Linked DNA regions of Homo sapiens: region 1 is linked to region 2. A link is a contact called in ENCODE Hi-C or POLR2A ChIA-PET data. All regions are on one chromosome and are shown on one strand. The core of a region is the stretch at or near the end of the contact, and the rest is flanking DNA. Distances in the headings are between cores, read along the strand shown.

Region 1 (2,700 bases), core at 67-2,566, 220 kb after region 2:
TTCACCATGAGCCAGGCACTCCGGCAGTTTCTGCTCTATTTTATTTTACAAAATTGCTGGGGGTGACTGATGAAACTGATTTCAAAATGCACATTTGAAAAGCATGGTCCTAGCTGGCACCCCCTGGTGGCAGCCCGGGCCTCGGGTGTGGGTCCAGGTGGGATCCCCCCCATCCCCAACTCTGGGTTCTGAGCTGGGATAAAGGCCTCTTGGCGGTGTTGCTGGGGGCCACAGCCCCAACAGCGCCCTTCCTGCTCTCCCCCACCGGCCACAGAGCGTGAGTCCCGACCACCGCGTCCGCCGGCGCCCCTCAGTGGGCCTTTGTCCCAAGAAGCTGCCAAGCCAGGTGGGGACTGCTCTCACCGCCCGTGTGGCAGGCTGTCCTCTGAAGGACAGAGTCCTCTTCTCTCGTGTCCCTAAGCCTAGCAGGCAGTGGGAATGAACGGGCAGCCCGGTTGCTGGGCACCCATCTCCCCAGCCTAGCCGGTGTGTGGAGGATTGCAGCCCTTTAGCCCAGCCTGCCCAGGCAAGCCTGCCGGGGTGAGCAGGAGGGCTTCTGGGGTGAAGGGAGGTGGGGGAGGGAGGGAGACCACGGGCGGAGGCTCACCTGAACTGAATGCAGGAGGGGCAGTGCCTTTGCACCAGAAAGAGCCCATGTGTCCTTCTCACCATCCCCTGTGCTTACACCCCCAGTCAGCATGCTCCGGGGGTCCCTGAGCCGGGCCGCCCCAGACGGCCCTCCTTCCCTCCCACCCACCACCCCGCGACCCCTCCCAAACGTGTGCGCCAGGAAGATGACTCCAGGGTGCCTTTAGCTGGGGCTGTAGTGGTTGGGACGGGCGGCTGTATATCAGGGGTGAGTTCCAGGGAGACTTGGGGGCTTAGAAAACTTAGAAAACTTCTCCAAGTTGGGAGAGAATCCCGCCCGCCCTGCCGGAGGCGGGGCTCAGTGCCCTGAAGTGGAGGCGCCCGTGGGCCACCTCCCTCCCTGCAGCCGCAGCCGCTGCGCAGAGGCGCTGGCTCCTTCTCCTCCCACCTGGGACAGGTGTCTCCCCAGCCCCCGCTCCCAGGGGCCTCTCTCTCTCTCCCGCCCCTCAGGGTCGAGTCCCGGCAGGGGCTCGGGGATCGGGTAGTCAGTACCTCTCTGCGTCTCCAGCCGCCGGTAGTTGGGGACCCTGTGGCTGGAGTGCGTTTTCACCAGGAAGGAGCGCGGCATGTTCCCCTCCCGGGCGGCAGGCCGGGGTGGGCTGGGGCGGGAGGGGCGCGCCTGGGTCCGGACTGCTGCGTCCGCCGGCGCTTGAAGGGGTCAGGCTCATTAGCATAGCGCGCCGCCTCCGCCAACCAGCGCCCGGCGCGAGTGGGGCGGGGCCACGGGGGCGGAACTGAGGGCGAGGCGGGGTCTCGGGCAACACGCCCAGGACAGGTGCGCGGGCGGGACGGGGCGGGGAGCGCGTGGCCGCCGGTGTCCTCCCCACGGGAATTCTCTGGCGTGCGCGCCGCCGAGTCACACACCGACCCGTCGGGCCTGGCCACCCACTCGCCGTGAGTGAAGGGCAGAGTTCAAAGCTGTGTGGAAACCGAGCGAGAATCTCTTCCACAGAATGTGGAAGCGTCGGCCGAGCGCGGTCCTTGGAGAACCCTTGCTGCGGAGAATGACGCTCACTCTGCGGCCTGGCCTCGCCTCCCCATCCCTTCTGCAAACTCACAGGACAGGATTGATGGGGAGAGCCCAGGCGAAACGAAGCTGACCCTAGTGACCAGCCCTACTGGCGGCTCTGGAACAGGCCCGGGACCGGTGGCCTGGAGACAGTGGTCCTTTCTGGATGGGCTGCAGTCTCCGAAGGCTTCCCCCACTGGAGTCAGCCCTTTAGGAGTTTGTCCAGTGCCTCCAGAAAGCTGTTTTTTGGGGGACGGAGGACTTGGCCTGGAATTCTGGAATTCCCAGGGGGTCAGACATGGTTATGGGAAGTTTAATAAAACCGGTGAATCACGTGAATTCTGCAACAGCTGCACGTGTGACCTGGGCAATCCGTTTCCCTCCTTTGTGGTCCTGTAGAGCCCTCAGGGTCATAAAAAGCTGGGAGCCGCTGTGTCCAGTGTCTGGGTCTCTTTTGACATGGACATTTCATAACGTTGGGGGCCAGGTGGGGCCGTCTCTGGGCTGGCGTGCACACAGGGTGTCCCTGGCTGTGCCGCCGGCCTGCCTCCCCAGCAGGGCTTCCACCTCAGAGCTGGGTGGCCTTTGCCCCCTGTGGGCCGGGGGTGGAGAAGGTGGGGGGTGGTGAGTCCATGGAAGCTCTGAGGGACAGACAGCAGGGAGGAGGGCCGTGCCACACCAGCATCCCACGTCCCACATCACACGTCCAGGGTGTGAAAAGCTGGGCTAGTATCAGCCCCACTTTGCCAATGAAAAAAAACTAGGCTGTGAGTCTGGGCTCAGCAGCTCACGCCTGTAATCCCAGCACTGTGGGAGGCTGAGACAAGAGGACTGCTTGAGCCCAGGAGTTTGAGACCAGCCTGAAAAACAACATGAGACCCCGTCTCTACAAAAAAAAAAAAAAAAATTATTTTAATTAGCCAGGCGTGGCAACACCCATCTTCAGTCCCAGCTACTCAGGACGCTGAGGAGGGAGGATTGCTTGTTGCAGTAGCCTCCAGGAGGTGGAGGCTGCTGTGAGCTATGATGACCCCACTGCACTC
Region 2 (2,810 bases), core at 275-2,774:
GAAACCACCCGGCAAATATTTTGAGGAGGGAACGAGAGGAGGGCAGCAGTGGTGGTTTTCATAGGAGACCTTTCCCTGCTCCCGCTGGGCCAGGGGACGCCCGTCTTCAGGCTGAGGAAACTGAGGCCTTCCTGTGTCTCTAGGCAGATCCAGCTCTGGCCTCAAAACTGTGTCCTCTGGCTGTGTGACCCTGAGCAAGTCCCTTCCCTGCTCTGGGCCAAGGTGGCCACTGCAGGGCCTTAGAAATGTAGGAAAGAGATCAGAGCCACGGCTAGACCTGGCACACGTAGGGCAGGGCCAGCCCTGGGCACTTCCAGGAAGTCCCAGACCATGGGATGGGGCTCCAGCCAGCCAGGAGCCCTTGATCGAGGTGTTTGTTCTATACCCCGTGGTCCATCGGTCAATCCTTGGGGGCTGGAAGGAATGGATTGGAGGCTCCTTCTTCCCAGTGGACAGAGGTGCTCTGTTTAGGGCCTGGGTGCCGCGTCTCAAGGAAGGGCCCTGAGGAGAGGTGAGCAGCCCCTCAAAATTTAAGGGTGCACTGAGCACACCTGGGCCCGAGGGGCCGAGGCATGTGAGCCGTGCCTAAGGTTGAGACCCACAGGGGCAGGGCCCCCAGGTGCCCCCAGGCTGCCTGTTTATGACTGATAGTTCCCGACTCCAGGCCTGGGCCCTGGATATGCTCCCAGAGGGGACGGGACACCCTGCAAGTCCCAAGGCAGGAGGACGGGGTGTTTGCACCTCAGTCCTGCTGCTGTCCCCAACACCACCTACCGTCTTTCCACTTCGTGGGCCTGGAACAGCTCAGGAAGGCTTGGGACTACCCCAGCCTTCTTGGGACCTTGAGGCAGTCAGCCTCAGTTTCCCCCATTGCTCATAGGCCCACACCCAGCTCCACCAAAACCAAACATTTTCCCAGAAAGCAGAGAGACCCCCTACCCCCGCCATGGCAATGGTCGGTGGGCACCCAGGCCCTCTGGGGCCCTGGCTCAAGCCGATCATTCCCATACCCTTCCAGCTCTACAGGCTGCGGCCTGGTCCGCCCTGCACTGTCTCCTGGTCCGGGCCTCTGGCGGGCACAGGTTTCAGCTCCTGCGATAACTGGGAAAGTTGAACTGGCCCCATTACTGCGCCAAGATGGTGAGTGAGATACAGCCTTGATAATGGAGGAGATACCAGCTTCTCGGTGGCCAATAGCCCAGCCTCTCCACCCATTAACATTCCCCACCAGCGATCCGCTGCCTATCTCGTCCATTTCCACTCCTCCCGAAGATAAGAATGGAAATTCTGACTTCATAGCTCACTGATTAAAGTGTCTGGATTTCTTGATAATACATAGATAAATTATGTTTTTGAAAAAGAAGGTAGGGAGGAGGGTGAGGAGGATGGGGGCCTGGGGTGGGTGGGAGCCCTTGGCCGTTTCTCCCAGCCTCTTTTGGCCCCTGGGCCAGACCATGAACCACAGAGCATCCGGCCTACACCGCAGCGGCCTCTGCACAGACCCCGTGTCCGGAGGTGCAGAGTTAGCTCACAGCAGGGCCCGGGCTGGGGAGACACAGGCAGGGCGCAGCGTCTGCTCAGAAGACAAACAGCAGAAACATGTCATAATGCTGGAAACAGGCTGGTGCTGGGAGCTAGTAACCGTGGCCCACAGGCCTGCGGGGAAGCCCTCTGTCGGGGAAGTGCCCCTCCCAGCAGCCTGGTGGTGGGCAAAGGGTGGAGGAAAAGCCAGAAGTCTGGGCCTGGCTGGCTGCGCCTGTCTTGGGCCATGTCTCTGTGCCTCAGTTTCCCCACCTGTCAAATGAGTGGGAGCACGGGGCCCTCCTCACAGCCTTGACAGCAATGCAATGCCCCAGGGTGGGCATTTCGCCTGTGTGGATCCCTGGTGTCCCCCTGGTGCCTAGAACAGTGCCCGGTTATACAGTAGGTACTTAATAAATGTGGAGGGCCCAGGCAGAGTCCCATTGGCCAGCTGGGGAGGGGGAGGGGCTTGCCTGCATTGAGAAACCCTGTGTGCTCCCCGGCTTGGCTCCCACCCTGTCCCCAGCCATCCCTGGCCCTGCTGCTGCACCTGACAGCTGCGCCCAGATGGGACTCAGGTGCCATCGCGGCGTCTGTCTGGATAAAGCCGCCTCCTTCAGCTGATCCGAGATCCGGCGCTGATGGAGCGATTAGCGGCGATTAGAGCCCGGCGTGCGGCTAATCCTCCTGCTGAGGGACAGGTGAAGCAGCCATAGGGGTGGAGGAGGGACAGGTGAAGCAGCCATGGGGTGGAGGGTGCCAAGGGGCCCGCCGTGCACGGGGGAAACCAAGGCCACGCAGCTACGATGTCTCCTTGAGGCAGTGGCCCGGCCGCTCCCTCGCTGGCAGAAAGGCTTCCTGTGGAGCCGCCTGGGCTCCCAGTGGGTGCAGGCCAGCTTGCCATTTCCCCCTTCCTGGATTTTATATTTTGAGTGACTCTTGAGAAATGAGATCCTCTGGGAACCCAAAGGCAGGATCCCTGGGGCGGTGTGGATGGTGACATTTCTGGGTGGTTCTGGGACCCCCAGTTGTAGTGATCCTGATGGCGGCCGTGGTTAGACAACAGCTCCGTTACCCAGCCCCGGCAGTTCTGGCATGGAGTACTCTGCAGCCCTGGGAGGGGCGCCTATGACCTCATTCTCCTCAGAGAACTGAAGGCTCAGCGAGGTTGAGTAACTCACCCAAGATCACACAGCATGAAGAGAACAGAAGGGACCCTGGCTTCTGGCTTAGAGTCTAGCCGAGGTCAGAGTCTCCATCCTGGCTGGAGGTTCTGGGGTGTTTGCAGT

What was found. Hi-C counts contacts between places; a loop is a spot of excess contacts on that map. ChIA-PET counts read pairs that join two places held with the same protein, here RNA polymerase II (POLR2A). Pooled maps may share reads with other maps.
Region 1: a loop to region 2 is called in a pooled map, with 3 times the contacts of the local background. The contact joins the promoter of SNAI3 here to the enhancer-like site in region 2. A Hi-C loop is called at or near these places in 5 of 168 maps with a recorded cell type or tissue (CD4-positive, alpha-beta T cell, PC-9, mammary epithelial cell and 1 more), 18 of 37 single-sample maps with no recorded cell type and 11 of 50 pooled maps. POLR2A ChIA-PET finds 5 or more read pairs at or near these places in 2 of 52 experiments (GM10248 and H1).

What each region holds. Positions count from the first base shown.
Region 1 is chr16:88,685,191-88,687,890 of GRCh38, forward strand. SNAI3 (snail family transcriptional repressor 3) reads right to left here and starts at 1,317. Exons shown (of 3, transcript NM_178310.4): 1 at 1,141-1,317. The coding sequence starts at 1,216. SNAI3-AS1 (SNAI3 antisense RNA 1) reads left to right here. Exons shown (of 4, transcript NR_024399.1): 4 at 1,601-1,996. RefSeq lists silencers at 928-1,087, 1,138-1,597.
Region 2 is chr16:88,463,669-88,466,478 of GRCh38, forward strand. The region is part of intron 1 of ZFPM1 (zinc finger protein, FOG family member 1); the gene reads left to right. Among named protein-coding and RNA genes, the nearest start is that of MIR5189, 3.8 kb to the right of the region's middle. Within about 2 kb of position 1,525, at least 2 of the 41 ENCODE cell types and tissues checked have a DNase peak (open chromatin) inside an H3K27ac peak, as active enhancers do.